Regions from separate parts of the Mus musculus genome. Here region 1 is linked to region 2. The links are chromatin loops, found by intact Hi-C in ENCODE. Cell type or tissue: heart. All regions are shown on one strand. Links, peaks and the distances in the headings refer to the core of each region. The heading gives the core; the rest is flanking DNA.

Region 1 (8,338 bases), core at 91-8,090, 160 kb before region 2:
CCTGAGTGCTGCTGTATGTTCTACAAAGTCTTTTTACCTAGCAAATTTAATCTTTGCAATGATCTAGGGAGTGTTGCAGGCGACTGAAACACGGGGTACTTAACGTATTTAGGATCACAAAGAGATGGTAAAATACAGAGCCTAAGCTACAGCAAGCCCCCAAGGATGCCTTAACTACCTTTTCCCATTGGGCCACTGCCCTATAGGCTTCCTTAGGGACCTATAGGGCAGAAAGTTCCCTTAAAAAGCACTGTCTTATGCTACATCAGTAGTTCTCAACCCAGGAGTCACAACCCCTTTTGGGGTCAAATGACTCCTGAGGTCACAGAGGTCCCCATGTCAGATATCCTGTATCCTGATATTTATCTTATGACTCATAACAGTAGCAAAATGACAGTTATGAAGTAGCAATGAAATAATTATATGATTGCAGGTCACCACCACTGTATTAAAGGGTCGCAGCATTACGAAGGTTGAGAACCGCTGCTCTAGAAGAGCCTTCGGACTCCTCTGGCAGAGCTGATGTGGGTGATTTCTGACTTTCTTCCCTTCCCTCACCACCAGCAACTTAACCTCCACCCGAAGACACAAATGGTGCCAGGTGACGAGAGACTGAGGAAGCTTCCAGTGTTCCAAGAAAGCTCAGGGACAAACTGCACTAGTTCTGTTCCCATCTGTGACTGCCAGTTGCCACACTCTCCTGGGTTTCTGGGACCTGCCTGGTCTTCTTCCAGGCTGGAAGCAACACCTGTCTTGGGTACCAGGTCCTGGCCCCATCAGTACCAACCAGACAGTCAGTTTTGGGATATAAAAGTGCACAGGAGAGCAGGTAGGGAGGCCTATGATCATTAGCCTGGCTGGGCAGAAACGGGGCCTTCCACACACTAGGCATTAGCACACAAGAGGGAGTTGCCTTAGAAGACAGGGTACCGACAGTCAGCCAGGCCAGGCTGGGGCAGGAAATACCCTGGGAGCTAGCTGTCTGTCAGCCCGAGGGTCTCCTCCTGCTGCAACCCTGACGTGTCAAGCCTGGGAAAAGTACAGAATCCAGGACAAAGGGGAGGTACTGGGCTGTGACCCCACTTCACGAATCCAGCTGTGCATCACTGGCCTCCGCCCTGGCCGGCCCTGGCTCTGTAGGGGAGACAGCCTCCTCTCACCACACATTCCAGCTGCTGGTAGGGAAGGGGTAACCATGGGAACCAACACAAAGGCCTGAATGTTGGAGGAAAAGACTGGAGGCGACAGTGAAGAGGCTGAGAGGGACTTCAGTCTTGCGGTCTCCCAACAGCCAAGCCTACTGTTGTGAGACTGAGGCTTAGTCAGGGCCTGCCCACAGTCAAGCCCCAAAGGCCTCAAGGGCGGCAGGGCAGCCTGAGGGTGCTAATCTTGTAGGGCCCTCTTTAACATTTTTTTCCCCTATTCAGTGTGTAGTGTCCTAAAATGCCTATCGACTACTGAGATAATACAGTCAGTTTGGAACCCCGGAGAAGGTACACGGTGACGTTTCCACCAATACAGAGCCACGGACCACACTTTGCAAAGGGCCCTCCCTTCACCAGGAAGCTCCTGTCTGTGGTCAGAGCTGCCCGCTCCCTGTACATGCTGCTGGTGTCGGGCAGATAGATGCCCCTTAGGTAGCTGAAGCAGCCCTGAGATTCCAGGTGTCTAGGGAACTCTACCTTACGAAGGAGAAACAGTTGTAATTCCAAGTACCCAGCTTAACATTCGAGATGAAGGCTGGGGTGCGGGAGATAGTAACAGTGTCCTGTGCTGATTGGCTTTTGTCAGCTTAACTCAAGCTGGCATCTCCTGGGAAGAGGGACCCTCGACTGGGAAATTGCCTCCATCAGATTCCATCAGGTTGGACTGTGGGCATGTCTGTGGGCATATTGTTGATAAATGATGGATGTGGGAGGCGCCTACTGTGGGAGGCACCACCGCTGGGCAGGTGATCCCGGCCGGGATGTATAACAAGGCAAGCCGAGAGCGAGCCGCTGAGAGCAAGCCAGTAAGCAGCCTTCCTCCACAGTTCCGCCCTGACTGCAGTACTTGTATCTGCATCTGGCTGCTGGGTCTTCATAGTCAGGTTCCATGCTACTACTAGGATTTCGTTTTACTGGATTTACAAAGTTACTGAACCTTTTCCTCCTACAGAGCAATGCCGAGAGACACATGCCTTGGCTTCCATTCTCCTGGAGGATGGAAACTGTTTTAGCCTGTGCTGTAGGGATCCCTCCACAGCTGCCCCAGGGTCTAGGTCAAAGCCCTGTGGTTTCAGTTCATGCTGAGGGACTGGCTTACTGGAATTTACTTGGAGCTCCTCTGCCAAGGTGTGAGGACAGTATCAGCGCACTCAGAGCCGGGAATGGTGGAACGCAACTGTAGTTCCAGCTCTGGACGGGATGAGACAGGAGGATGGAGAATTCAAGGCCAGCCTGGACTATACACCAAGAGTGTCTCAAAAAAGTGTGTGTGTGTGTGTGTGTGTATGTGTGCGAGCATGTGTGTCTGTGTGTGCATACAGCAGTGTGTGCTCGAGAGCGCTGTGTGTGTGCGTGTGTAAGTGTACATGAGTGTGTGAGCACATGCGTGTGCATGTGTGTGTGCGCGCATGTGTATGCATGCTTGTGTGTGCATGAGTGTGTGTGTGAGCTGTGTGCCCACTTGTGCCAGTGCATGTATCTGTGTGTGCGCGCGCACATACACACACGCACATGCATGTGTCTGACTACACATTCTCCTCCACCACCGTTCATTTGCATGCAGTACGTAAGGGTGACACAAAGGTCACCTATTACTGGTGTCACTCTCTTCTGAGGATAACTGATTCTCCAAAGTATTGCCTTAAAGGGAAAGATAGTCAACGTCTGAACTCCATTGATTAATGAAGAGAAAGGGTTGATTGGTCTCCAGCCCTGACACCTCCATGCACTCCATAAGCTACTTGATCTCAGCTGTGCCTTGGGTTTCCTCACTTTTAAAGGGAAGTAACGGTGCCCACCTTACAAGGGTGTGAGGAAGCTCAAAGTGGCCAAGAGTGGCAGTTTCAAATGAGGTTGGAGCCTCTGCAAGTGAGCGTCAGCAATGTTAGCAGCTAAGGACCGCCCGCCTGGTGGCTGGCCTGGTGACTTTGACATGTCTGTTGCCATTTTACCCTGTAAAAGCTTCTCCCTGGGTATGATTATCTCTGCTTCACATGGGCAGAAATGGGGGTGGAAGGATCCTGTGCTACCAGGAGGCATCCTGGCTCAGGTGCAAACCCAGGTCTTTCTGTTGTCAGAGTCCGTGACCTACCTTCTACATTCAGTGGCCTTTGTGTAAGGCTGTTTTGTTGCTATTTTTAGTAAGGAATAATAGAAGAAAACCAGACTAAGATCCAGTGTTTGAGGAAATAACACCAATGAAAGACAACTAGAATCTTACGTCTTCCCTTTAAGCCGGAGGCTTTGGAAACAAAACACAATCCATGAAAGACTAGACTCTCCAAAGACAATGCTCTGGGTTCTGAGACAGGGCCCCAACAGAACAGTGTTCATGATCACATCGGGTCAGAATATCCACAAGCCCGGGAACACAATGCCCACCCATTCATTGCTGCATTCCTGGAGACTGGTGACTTCTTGGGTCATGTCTGAGAAATGTTTACTAAATGAATTAAAACAATCCAACAACAAAATGCCTCTCTGGAGTTGGCAAAGCATATAACATCTTTCCCAAATACTTGAATTGAAAGAAATAATGGAAACTTATTGGGTTAACTATTGTCCTTCCTTCCAAAAATTTTTCACTGGAAATTCAAGTTAAATAAGTCATTCCCCCCCCCAACCCCCACCCCTCTGTGTAGCCCTGGCTGTCCTAGAACTCACTCTATTGACCAGGCTAGCCTTGATCGCAGAGATCCACCTGCCTCTGCGTCCCAAGTATTGTGATTAAAGGTGTATCCACCACTACCTGGCTAGTTCTCTCTTTAAAAAAAAAAAAAAAGTACCAAATTTAATACAGAGACCTAAAACTTTCTTTTTCCACCTTCATCTCTACAAAGATTATGGAAGATGTCTATGTTTAATCTGGCTTCCCACAGGAGGTTTTTAAGCCTCAGTCCAGAAGGAAGTCACCTTGAAATACTATCACAAATGCAGTCTCAAAAGTGGAGTTTGCCTAACAGACAGACACTTCCTCTCTTTGATGTAGCTTTAAAGACAAGTCAAGTCCCTGTAACTTTTTTTTTCCATTTTATTAAAATATTTTTTTTTCAAGTTGGGCATCGGTGGCACACACACACCTTTAGTCTCAGCACTCGGAAGGCAGAGGCAGGTGGATGTCTGAGTTTGAGGCTAGCCTGGTCAATAGAGCTAGTTCCAGGACAGCCAGTACTACACAGGGAAAAAAAAAAATCATACAATGTATTTTATCAACTCCCCCAACTTCTTCTAGATCCTTCCAACTCCCAATCATGCAGCCTCATTTTCTTTTTCTCCTTTGAAACAAAAACAAACAAACAACAACAAAAAAAAAACCCCAGTAAGACAAAAATAACAAAGCAAAACAAAAGCCCCCCTCCACACCCTCCCCCAAAAACAGACAAAGACCAAACAAACTTGGGAGTTTGATTTGATCTGCCATGGGAAATGCGCCCTCGAGCGTGGTTGAACCAGTGACACTGCAAAAGTAATTTTCTCTTTGCTACTGTGTATCAATTCCAGATAGCATCTTGCTTAGGGGTGGAGCCCTGTGACCTTTGGATCAGGCAGGAAAGACTTTTACGGTGAAATTCCTACCAGATACAGAGATCTCAACTAAAATGAAAAGACAAGGAATGGGGGGGCCGGGGGTAGCAGTTGTTACCATAAAACCTTCCCAGACCTAAGAAAATGAAGTGGCTTTAACAAGACCTGTAAGTAACTCACTGTATTCACCACAGTACACAGAAAGACGAACAAGGTATTGAGCTCAGACCAAGCTGAACACGTAGCCATTCTCTAGCTCAGTCCTCCCACGACCTGAGAAGGAGATGCACGGGTAGGTACCATCCAGCACGCAAGGTAACGTTGCACACAAGTAAAGACAGAAGCAGAGGGGAATTGGCTCTGTGTCACCCCAGAATGGGAGTTCCTTTCCTAGTTTAACTCACGTTGTGTTCGGTTCAACAGGGTTCAGTGACTGCAAACGCCTATGTGACACTGAGTATAGAACACAAAACTCTGTCACCACAAAAAATTCTTTTTCCATTCCACTCCCTTTCCTGGGCAAGCACTGACTTCTGCTGTCACTGGTTAGTCCCTAAGTTGAATGGTTAGGACTAATGACATAGCTCACGGGTAGAGTGTCTGTCTGGATGTGAAATGCCCAGATTCCAATCCACTGCACAGTATGTAAATAAATGGCTATGTATCCTTTTTTTTAATCTGACTCCTTTTAATTAAACCAAAGCTTCTGAGATTCATCAAGGTTTGAGTATTGGAAACTCATTTTTGTTGACTGAGTAGTATTCCATTACACAGGTGTATCACAGTCTGTTTATCTGTTTTCTTGTTCATGAATGAGTGATTATTTCCAGTTTATGTCAATTCGGTTTGTTGTGACATTTGTGAATAAAGTTGCTATGGATACTCTAAACAAGTCTTTTTTTTTTAATAGACATTTGTTTTTCATCTATCCTGTCTAAATACCTGGGCATGCATATGTTGGGTGACAGGTTGGTATATATTTAACTTTACAACAAACTTATGTTCTTAACCCCTGAACTCTACTCCCATAGGATGGCAGTAACTTATTAACATGTTTTATTTCTCAAATATGGTGAGTTCCCTGAAGGCAGGGAACCCAACCCAAGTTTCTAGAATGCCTCCCACACGGTAAATGTTTGCTAGATAAATAAATGGCCGTTGTTCTTTTTTCTTGTTTGGTGTTATGATAGCCTAAGAAAAATAACTTGGGGCGTGCAGGGGAAAACAAACGACAATAAACTGAAGTCTGGGGAGGGGGGGGGAGCGTGCTGCTCATCCAAGAGGCACTGTCTGGTCAGAGACTTAACCTCCCCTAGACCATGAGGCCCCCTGTGACCTTCCAGGAAAGAAAGCGACAGCTCCTGGTCAAGTGATACTCAGGAAAGGGAGGAAGGTGTCTCTGAAGCTGAGGTCACACTGTGGTTAGAATTACACCCTTCTGTCAAGCAGGCAAGCAACTGGAAGAGCAATCTGTGAAATTCTACCTTCTGGAAGGAACCAACACAGCAGAGGCACCACCAGGGGTCCTCCAACCCTCCTTACGTGCCCAGTGCCCACTCGGTTCTGCCTAAGGTACCACGCATGAGCTCTGAGTGAGCGTACAAAGCAGAGATACATTTTGAGAAGGAAACAGAGGTATTTGAAAACCTTAACTTACAGGGGAATGATAATTTCTGACCCAATTTGAACATTATTTAATATGTATCACACAAAGTATCCCACCCCATCCCATAAGTGTGTACAACTTTTACATATCAGTTAAGAACTGGTGATTCGAAAACTGTAGCCAGATGTAACTCATATTGAGACTAACAGTGAGTTCAAAAGGAAGAGTGTAAGGCCAGCACAGTGGTGTTCATCCAGACTCCTTCCCAGCCACTGCGGAAGCTGAGGGAGGAGGGGGCTCGAGTCCAGGATCCGAGGCCCGCACAGATTAGCAGCGATGGGAGCCGGGATAAGAGCCATGAGGAAGGAAGGCTGAAGCAGGAGAAGAACGTTTTTCAGGCTCCTTAGAATGTTTTCCTTCTTAGAAGTTTACTACCCAGAATGTCACCCCACCCTTCCTACATTTAAGGGGAATCTTTTCTTACCCATAAAACAATTCCTTTACTTGAAATCACAGAATTGCCTCTGTATTCAACCTACAACTTCCTGAAACGGAATGAAACCACTGGTGGATTTTCTGTACAGTACAGAAAAGACTTGGTAAGTCAAAACATAATCTAAAATCATTCTCAGCAAAACACGTTTGTGTTTCTCACAAAACGGGGCTTCACCTCAGCTAGGCTCAGGTATTTTTTTTTCTTTTAGTAATCTCGCTGTCCTTTGTTCCCAGTTCACTGCAAATGGGAATTTGCTTAGGATCCTTCAGCTCTGAGGTTGGGAGAGGTGACCCATCTTATTCAGCCTGCTACACTGAAGCCGTCCTAGGCAGCTGGATGTTTATCCTATTCTTAAAGTCTCCAGGGAAGTAAATTCTCTACAGCATCCCTTGGAAACCTTCTCCAGGGTTTTATCAAAGGTCTGGTAAGGAAGCTCTGATGTAGAAACCAATAAAAATATTAACTTTATGAGCCTACCTACAAGTGCTGGAGAGGGATATGTGTTTGGCATTCTGCCGTCATGGTAAAGGGGTGTGTTTACAAAACAGGCTGTACAAACAGAAGCCATTTGCCAGGGGCAGATGTGGAAAGTTGATTCAAGAGAAATTACCACAATAAACTCCATTTCAACCTGGGAACCATGTGAGTTGGTTATTGTTAGTTATAGCATTTTAAGTAAATTTATTTCCTCATTAATTCCTACTTTTTGTTTTTCTAAAACAAATTAGGAATGGGGGGGGGGAATGTCTACAGCTCTTAAGTTCTCAATTGATTAGGCAGCTATGAAAAACCAGGTCTTAGGATACAAATACACATTATTATGTGTATTTTTTTCTCTCTTCTATATATCCTTTCCCACCACAATCACATAACCCTTTTAAAATCAGAAAAGAAAAAAAAAAAGAAATTTTAAAAGAGGAAACGATTTACGTGATCTCGAGAGAAACCAAAGCGATAGGGGAAGCGTACTTATTTAAAAGAATCACTGAAATTAAATGAAGCCTAGGCCAGCTTCTGGCGAAATTACTTGGAGAAAAGATTGGCCATATATCGAAGATGTTTTCTTTTGGGAACTTAATTCCAGTAGCCTTTAAAGGGTCTCTGGAAGCCCATGCACCACGATAGCCCACAGCAGAAAGCAAAGTGTCATGAGTCTGTGCATACAATTCCTCTGCAACGCGAGGATTGGGTGGGTGGGGGCTGGGAGATAATGCCAAAGGATTAGAGAGGGGAATACACCCTACCCCTACGGCGAGGAAGTTTTAGGTCTTTCTGGCAACACAGAGCAAAGCAAATGTCAGCTGCAATTTCATTTTCACGCTACCTGACAGCGGAACAGACTCCTGGAAATCACTGCCTTGGAGTCGGACCGGTGGGGGAGGGGCACACGCGCCCCTCAAAGTACTTTGGGGCCTCCCCTCTAGGGACGACTCCAGGAACGTTAAGAAAGGCAAGGCAGTCTAAACTCCGCAGGAGCCCTGGTGGGAAGTAATTTATCAAAATTAA
Region 2 (8,338 bases), core at 322-8,321:
CTCTCTCTCTCTCTCTCTCTCTCTCTCTCTATATATATATATATATATATATATATATATATATATATATTTGTTTATTGGTTTTCCGAGACAGGGTTTCTCTGTGTAGCCCTGGCTGTCCTGGAACTCACTTTGTAGACCAGGCTGGCCTCGAACTCAGATAAAATCTCTTTCTATGCTTCCCAGACTGATTTTGAACTCCCAAACCATCTCACCCTCCCAAGTAGCTAGAATCACAAGCGTTCTCCTGGCTGTATTAGTTTGTTTGCTTTTTTGATGCAAGATATTGAGCTGGGGCCGGGTGTTGGTGGCGCACGCCTTTAATCCCAGCACTTGGGAGGCAGAGGCAGGTGGATTTCTGAGTTCGAGGCCAGCCTGGTCTACAAAGTGAGTTCCAGGACAGCCAGGGCTACACAGAGAAACCCTGTCTCAAAAAAAAAACCAAAAAAAAAAAAAAAAAAGATATTGAGCTGGGTCTTACAAATACAAATCTGTTAAATCCATATCCGACTACTGAATTATATCTTAGGATTGAATTTTCAAATGTTCCCCCAAAATTATTTCAGGGTCACTTTTTGGATAATGTTTTAATAATAATCCTGTAGCCAGGCAGTGGTGGCATATACCTTTAATCCCAACATTCAGGAATTCGAGGCAAGTAGATCTCTGTGAATTCAAGGACAGCTTGGTGTACAGAGAGAGTTCCAGAACAGCCAGAACTACACAGAAAAACCTTGTTTCTAAAAACCAAATCTATCTATCTATCTATCTATCTATCTATCTATCTATCTATCTATCTACCTATCTATCTATTATATATAATAGAGAAAATCCTATACTGCCATTGTTTTAAAAAATCCAACATATGTTACATTCAGAATACTGAAATCAGAAATTGCAAAGTTAAGCAAACATTATTGCTATTGGTCACAACTCAGGAAACGGTGTCACAGTGTCCATATCAACATGAGAGAGCAAGTACATGCCTCAGCAAATTTCCTGCTCTTATATGTCTGAGTCTACTTCCCCTAAACACTACATGCTCAGTGCCAGGTCCCCAGAGCACTGTTCATGTGACAGCACAGGGAGGCACTTTTACGCTGGGGCACTTGTCAATCTGCTCCTGGATGCTCCACACTCAGTTCCATGGAATCCTGCATGAACTTGAGTCGGAAAGCTCACGAGGCTTTACCCAGAGACAAACTCTCTCCCTGGATCTCTTCTCCAGTTACACTCTCTACCTGGTGTTTGTAGCTTCTTCTTCTAGAACAGCAGGCACATTGCCTGCCTATAAAAGACAACAGCAGAGACTGAAGGCAGCCACACACACACATCTTCCTCCTGTTTGGTGGGAGTTGGCTAAGGAAAGCCCTGAACTGGGGTTACAAGCCTATGAAGACGAGATACAGCCTGAAGGATGAAGTCAGGCTGTGCTGTCCACTGACCTTCTAGAAGCCGATGTAGCCTAATGCTACAACCATAACTTGCAGGATGTTCATGAAGCTGATGACATAGGAAGAGAGAAATGGATAAGAGCTGTGACTTGACAGCCTCCAAGTGTGTAGCTAGACTTTACCCTGTGTCAGTCTGCACCACGTAAGAAACCACAGAAGCCACCAGAGTTTTTTCCAAATGCCTTCTGGTTTGTCCTGCAAGCAATACTACTTACAGACAGGGCCTTTCTCGTCCTCACTTTTATTTTAATAAGGGCTGAGGCAGAAACTTAAAAAACATGTTATACAAATACTCCAGCAATGAGATAACCTACAAACCTATGTCTTCTTTTCACCGTTACAAATGAGAACTTCACTTGGATGTGGTGGCTCAAACCTTCAATCCCAGCACCCTGGAGGCAGAGGTAGAAAATCTCTACGAGTTCCTTGAGGCCAGACTGGTCTACACAGTGGGTTCCAGGACAGTCAGGGCTACAAGGAGGAACACTGCCTCACAAAACAAAACAAAACAAAACAAAACAAAACAAAATCACACACACAAAATTAGGAAAAAGAAAAGCCGGCCACCTGCAGTACACGTGGGCTTGGTGCCTTGAACTGACTTAGGAGACACTCAATACCCTAGGGTCTCCATCAAAATTTAGGCTTAAATATCCATCGTAGCCTTAAATATCCTTATATCACTTTGTCTGTAGGGAACCCTTGAGTAGAGAAAACAAGGAGACCCCAGGGTGCTGGAGACGGAATAATGAATAATGAAGGAGAGTAAAGAGTCAGGGTGGCAGCTGCTTCCAGGTAAAAAACCCCAGGGATGCAAGCAACGGAAACTTCAGTTGGTTTGGGGAATCTCAGAATAAGACTCGGGCCTCAGCTCCCCACTGGAAATTCTGTAAGGAAATATCCCCAGAGATCTGTAGGTCAATATGAGTTTCTGTTAGAGTAACAATAGTCACAGGCGTGTTCATGGAGAGTGCACCAGATAGATAATTCCATCTCATGCTTCTCCCATGCCCACGCATCCGATGGAAGAGCCCCTGTGGTCTCTTCATGGCTCCCCACATCCTCCTTGTCCATTTGAGCGAGAGTTTGGCTAAGAAAATGCCAGAAGGTTGGAAATGCTCTGACAAATTGTAGACTAGGAGCAGAAAGCTGGGTGAGACTGTGAGCATTAGCTGGGGGGTGGAACGTGGGGCAGAATCCAAAGTGAAAGCTATGTTACAAGACATGTCCGCACAGGGGGACTTCATAGCCTCTGGTGTTGCAATCTTACATGGGAAGCTGCAGAACCATGAATGGCAAGAAAAGGAATATTCTGAATGGACTAAGAACTCATAAAAGATAGAGTTTTAAGCAAGAAGTAAGTGAATTTATCTTCAATCAGAAAAGACAAAGTTTTCTGTTAATAAGCAGAAGTTAGGGCTTATGAGTAAATTTAATTCAATTGCAGGGAAATAAAATGACTTCTTAGCTCACCTGACACTTGGCATTGTGCAACTTTATTCCTGCCTGGGTTCACACATTTTGGTATAAATTAGTTTATCGTTACTCGGATGTTTTTGCCTCACGTTTCAGAATGAGTTAAATTCTCTCTTAAGCAAACTTTATCTTCAGTTCAGAAGGTAGGACTAACCTTTTAGAAGATGCAGTGATAACATTTCAGTTGTTGCCCCCTTGTCTGTCCTCAAATCCTTCATTGCAAACACTCATGGCGTTTAAATCCACAGAGCAATTAATCCCACCACCCTGCTGCTGGAATCAACTCTGAAAGGCAAGCCTGGGCCAAGCAGCCCTTGACAACCCCCTGTCTGCTCAACCACTCCTGGGCCCTGTAGACAGCCCTGTGGACCCTCTTCAGGAGTTGTAGGAAGAAAGAGCTGCTTTGGGGAGATGAATTCTGAAACACTGGAGCCGGCCTCAGATAGAAATTGATACCACATGGGCTGGAGAGATGGCCCAGCTGTCAAGCACACCAATTGCCCTTCCAAAGGACCCGGGTTCAATTCCCAGCATCCACACAGCAGCTCACACCTGTCTGTAACTCCAGTACCAGGGCTTCTAGCACCATCACACAGACAAATGTGCAGCCAAAACACCAATATATATTAAATAAGAAAATAAGTAAATAAAAAAATTTGAAGCCATACAAAGCAAAGCATGTCTGGAAATTTGCAACCCTGACTTTTTCACTTCTGAACTGTTTAGAGCAGAATTATCAAGGTCTTATATTGTCTCACCCAGCTGAAGTTGATTTTTAATTATATGTAGGGGAGGAAAAAAACAACAACAACCTTCAAATGTTATATTTGGAGAAGGCAATTTTCTCAGTTCCTAAATCTAAACAGATGATCTCAGCTTATAATAGTTACATCATCCCTCAGTCCTTTGTTGTAGGAAGGTAGTCACTGAGGAAATTCAACAGTGAAACAAAAGGAAAGTTCTGGACGCGGGATGAACTCAGCTGGTTGACTGCTTGGCCAGCATGCCTGAAAACCTAGGGTTCCATGCCCAACACCTCATAAAGCAGGTACGGTAGCATACACATGTAATCCCAGCACCCTGGAGGGAGAGGCTGGAAGGTCAGACATTGAAAATAGCATCCTTAGTTACACAGGGAGTTTGAGGCCAGCTGGGGATATAATGAATATAAGAATATAAGAATGTAAGAATAAAATAAGAACGGGAGGGAAGAATGGAGGGAGGGGTAGGGAGGGAAGGGACATTCTAATAAGTGAGAAACCCAGTCTTTTGTATTTCCATTCTCCATATTTATCTGCCAACAGCTGTGTCACACTTCTAATGACCCCTGTACAGTGGGTCTGTCTTTTCTCCTCTTTCCATCCTCATTTTTTTCTTCCTTGGGGTTAAGAGAGAGCGGAAGGAGAAAGCAAGGATAGAAAGGCATGTAGGCTGGCATCTGCTGCCATCCCTGCCTCTGCTCAGCTGGGCAGAGCAGTCCTTATTAGCTCTTACATAAAACTAAGAATGTGTGCTCCTATTATTCGGGGATATTGGGTGACCACAAGAGGACAATCCATTCCACAAATTCCACTGCCCCTCATGACCAGGTGACGCAAGCTCTAGCACACAGGGCAGGTTGATTGTTTGCTCTGTCAAGGATATCTCAGCTGGCAGCCCTCACCCAGACTCCCCTTTCCTATCACTCCTGGGCTCTTCCGGTAATCTCTCTGACCAGAGTTTAGAACAAGCCAGTGAACAGGGAGGGCACTTATCAAGGGCAAACGTTTACTTTATGATGTGGCAGTTAAAAATAACCTTCCAGAAACACTGACTGCCAAGTGAAGGCTATTGTCCTGGTGGGTAGTACACCTAATACTTCCTCCTGTGGCTGGCTCGCCCACATTTCCATATTTCCTTGCCATCTACTGCTGCAAACTGGTGACGTTCAAAGGAGACCAGGATTTTTCAGAGGGTCCTGTTTCCAGAGTCCACTACTGTATTAGTTACTTTTTTTTTTTTTAATATGTGATAAGGCAACATGACCAAGACAACTTGAAAAAGAAACAGCTTGTGAGGGCTTACAGCCCCACCCAGAGCGTGAGTCCATGGCCTTGATGTAAGGAGTACAGCATCAGGCAGGCAGGCATGGTACAGGAACAGTAGCTGAAAGCTTACATGCCTAGCCATAAAAATGAGGCAGAGGGAGCTAACGGGAAATGGCATGGGCCTTTGAAACCTCAAAGCCCACCCCCAGGGACACACCTCCTCCAATATGGCCACACTTCCTAATCCTTCCCAAATAGTTCCACCAACTTGGGACTGAGTATTCAAATAATAAATGAGCTTATAGATGCCATTTTCATTCAGACTACCACACCGACTTTCCCATTTGTTCAGGATAAGAGACACATCACACTGGTTGGTACACTAGAGGCAGGGGTGAGGGTGGGGAATGCACAGCAACTACCTAGCTTCTATATTTTCACAATACATGTGGGTCCAGGGAAAGATGTCTAATTTCTAAACCTTTCATGCAGTCCACAACATATCCTGAGGTCAAGAAGAAGCTTAGACACAAAATCTAGGCTGATTCTGGGGGTCAGGAAATGGCTGAGGAAGCAGAGAGTCAGAAAAACCATCTGCACTGTGCTACGGGGAAGGTGTGGCTGTGCTGAGTAATGAAAGATTGGGCTGATGTCCATGTGGAAGCAATGATGGCCTTGGAATCCACAACTGACAGTGCTCTGAAGGATACTGCACAAAGAACTTGGAGCTGGAACATGCCCATAGCCCCAGCGCACTCCCGAGACCAAGGCAGCAGCTGATTTTGAGGTCCACTTGGGCTATACAGCAAGTTCAAGGCCAGCCAGGGCTACACGGTAAGACTTTATCTCAGACAAAACAATTTGCAAACTGCTTTAAGAGAAGAATCAGAGGTGCTCAGTTAAAAGCACTAGTTGCTCTTAACCCAGCGTGGTGGCACACGCCTTTTATCTCAGCACTTGGGAGGCAGTTGCAGGTAGATCTCTGTGAGTTCCAGGACAGCCTGGTTTACAGAGTGGATTTCAGGGCAGCCAAGGCTATTTATAGAGACCCTGCCTAAAAACACACAAGCAAACAAACAAACATATGAACACACAAGCTGGCTGCTTTTCTAGAGGACCTGGGTTTGATTCCTAGCATCATACGACAGCTCACAGCCATTGGTAACCCCAGTTATCTGACAAGGTATCTGACACCCTCTTATGGCTCCTTAGGTACCAGACATGCACATGGTTCACAGGCAAACAAAGCACCCATATACATAAAAAATAAAAATCCTAAAAAGAAAACAATCCCATTAGAAAATAGGCAAAAGATGTGAAGGACTTATCGTAAATACATAAAAACATATTCAACATCATTGGTCATTAGGGAAATGCAAATTAAAACCACACTGCGGTGTCATTACACAGCTGCTAAAATAATTAAAATAAAAGTTTTATCAAATTCTGGCAAATATGGGAGAAACCTAAAATGTGATCATCAGTCACTCTGGAAATAGTTTAGTAGCTTCTTTGAAAATCAAACATATACTTATCCTATGATCCAGCAAATGTTCTCCCGGAGAATTAAGTCAGAGAGATGGAAATTCATGCACACGTAATGATCTGTTTATGCCTCCCATCAGTTTGTAATAGTAATAGTAGTAATAATAGTAATAGCACAAGCTGTAAACTGCCAAGATATCCCTCAAAAGTTAAATGGTCAAACAAACTGTTGAACATTCAAACCATGAAATATTTATTACTCAGAAATTTAAGGGAATATTTGTATAACATTTTTTAAATGACAAAATTAGAAATAGAAGACACAACATGGTGGTCAGGGGTTAGGGATGGGGACGATAAGGGGTGGGTAGATTGTACAACTATAGTGCAAGGGAGACATTTACTATATGTAACAGTTTTGTGTCCTGGCTGTGCTACATGGAACTACATGTGTACATCATACCAGCATCAAATCCTTGGCTTTGATATTGTTCTATAATTATGTAAGATTGAGCCATCAGGTAAAAGGCACACCAGATCGCTGGTAGTATCATGCCCAACATTCTATATCACAATTAGTTTTACATTTCAATTATATTTTATTTTCTGATACAAGGTCTCATGTATTCCAGGCTGGCCTCAAACTTGGAATATAGGCTAGGATGACTCTGCATTTCTGATCTCCCCTCCTTTGCTTACCAAGTGCTGGGATTAGAGGCATGTGCCACTGTTCTCTGTTTATCTGGTGCTAGAGAGAAACCCAAGGCATCATGTATGTGACACAAATACTTTACTAACCTTACTACATTGTCAGCCCTAAAACTCAATCTGGATGCTGCAAACTTCTGTGGCTTAGACCCTTCCACATGGACCAACTAATTATTTCCTGTCAGCTGTGCCCAGGTTTCCATCATTGTCCAGCCAGGGCCAGGATTAGCAGTTACTGTACCCCTGACTCTATCAGGCTAGATGTGTACTGGGCTGAGATGCTGGGCTCATCTGGAAGGAGGGAGGCTGGGGAATAACACAGAGCAGATATTAATAGCATTCTCACCTGTAAAACAGAACTAGGAGGTGGGGAAAGAAGCCAGTGACAGAGGAAACGGTTTCTGCCTGAATTCAGGTATGTCCATCTTTGGACCACTGTTTCTAGAAGCCTCCATGCAGGTTAAATTCCACAGCCAGAGCCTGTGGAGGGCCGGTCTCACACCGAGGTATGGGGAAGAGATGCCCCCCCCACCCAAACCCAAGCTCTCAGGAACTGTCCATGTGCCCAGGAACGATGAATGGCATGAACATCTGTTTCCCTGGAGTTCTGGCCATGAAGTTATAGAAGCTGCTCTTGAAAGGGTTGGTGCTGAAACCAAACACCCTCCCACACAGGTGTATGGAGCAGGGAGTACTGTTTCATTAATTATGTTAGGATTCCAGTCCAGAGAGTCAATAAGGCTATGGTCCGCTCTCTGCACATTCCAGCCATTGATGACCCTTTTGGGCATGAGAATTCCCTCTGGTGTGCCTGTGTTTTGGCATCCTTTTGGAAAGCTAACTCATGTCTCTGTTCCTGTCCTTCACAAGCAGACTTCCCTGGATTTTGCCTTGCCTGGCTGATGCCTGTCTCTCCCTTGGCTCTCACCATGGCCTGAAAATGTCCAAGGTTCCCTCTCTCTTTTATTGTGTAGGTCCTGCCTCATCATCTCCATGACGACGAGGCTCTTCCCACTTAGTGGAGTCCTGTGTGCCCTAGGACTTGCTTCACCCATCACTGCTGCTCCCTGGTGACCATTCCAACCCTCGGATGAATCCTTCTCCTGGGTATACACCAAAGTCTCTCTTCAGATAAAACCAAAAATTTTCCTATAACCCTCTGCTTTCCATTAACGACTGCCTGATCTC

What was found. Peaks named below come from ENCODE experiments on the same cell type or tissue, not always from the same donor. Only the 100,000 strongest peaks of a DNase experiment are listed, where the experiment ranks them.
Region 1: a loop joins it to region 2, with 1.9 times the contacts of the local background. A loop is called at or near these places in 4 of 42 quality-filtered maps.

What each region holds. Positions count from the first base shown.
Region 1 is chr5:92,898,529-92,906,866 of GRCm38, reverse strand. All of the region lies in intron 2 of Shroom3 (shroom family member 3), which reads right to left. Among named protein-coding and RNA genes, the nearest start is that of Gm36764, 110 kb to the left of the region's middle. In heart, for the core only: no CTCF peak of the experiment used is centred there; no DNase peak of the experiment used is centred there; H3K4me3 peaks cover 2,866 bases; H3K27ac peaks cover 6,053 bases.
Region 2 is chr5:92,742,275-92,750,612 of GRCm38, reverse strand. The region is part of intron 1 of Shroom3 (shroom family member 3); the gene reads right to left. Among named protein-coding and RNA genes, the nearest start is that of Mir1961, 42 kb to the left of the region's middle. In heart, for the core only: no CTCF peak of the experiment used is centred there; a DNase peak (open chromatin) is centred at 4,572; H3K27ac peaks cover 3,060 bases.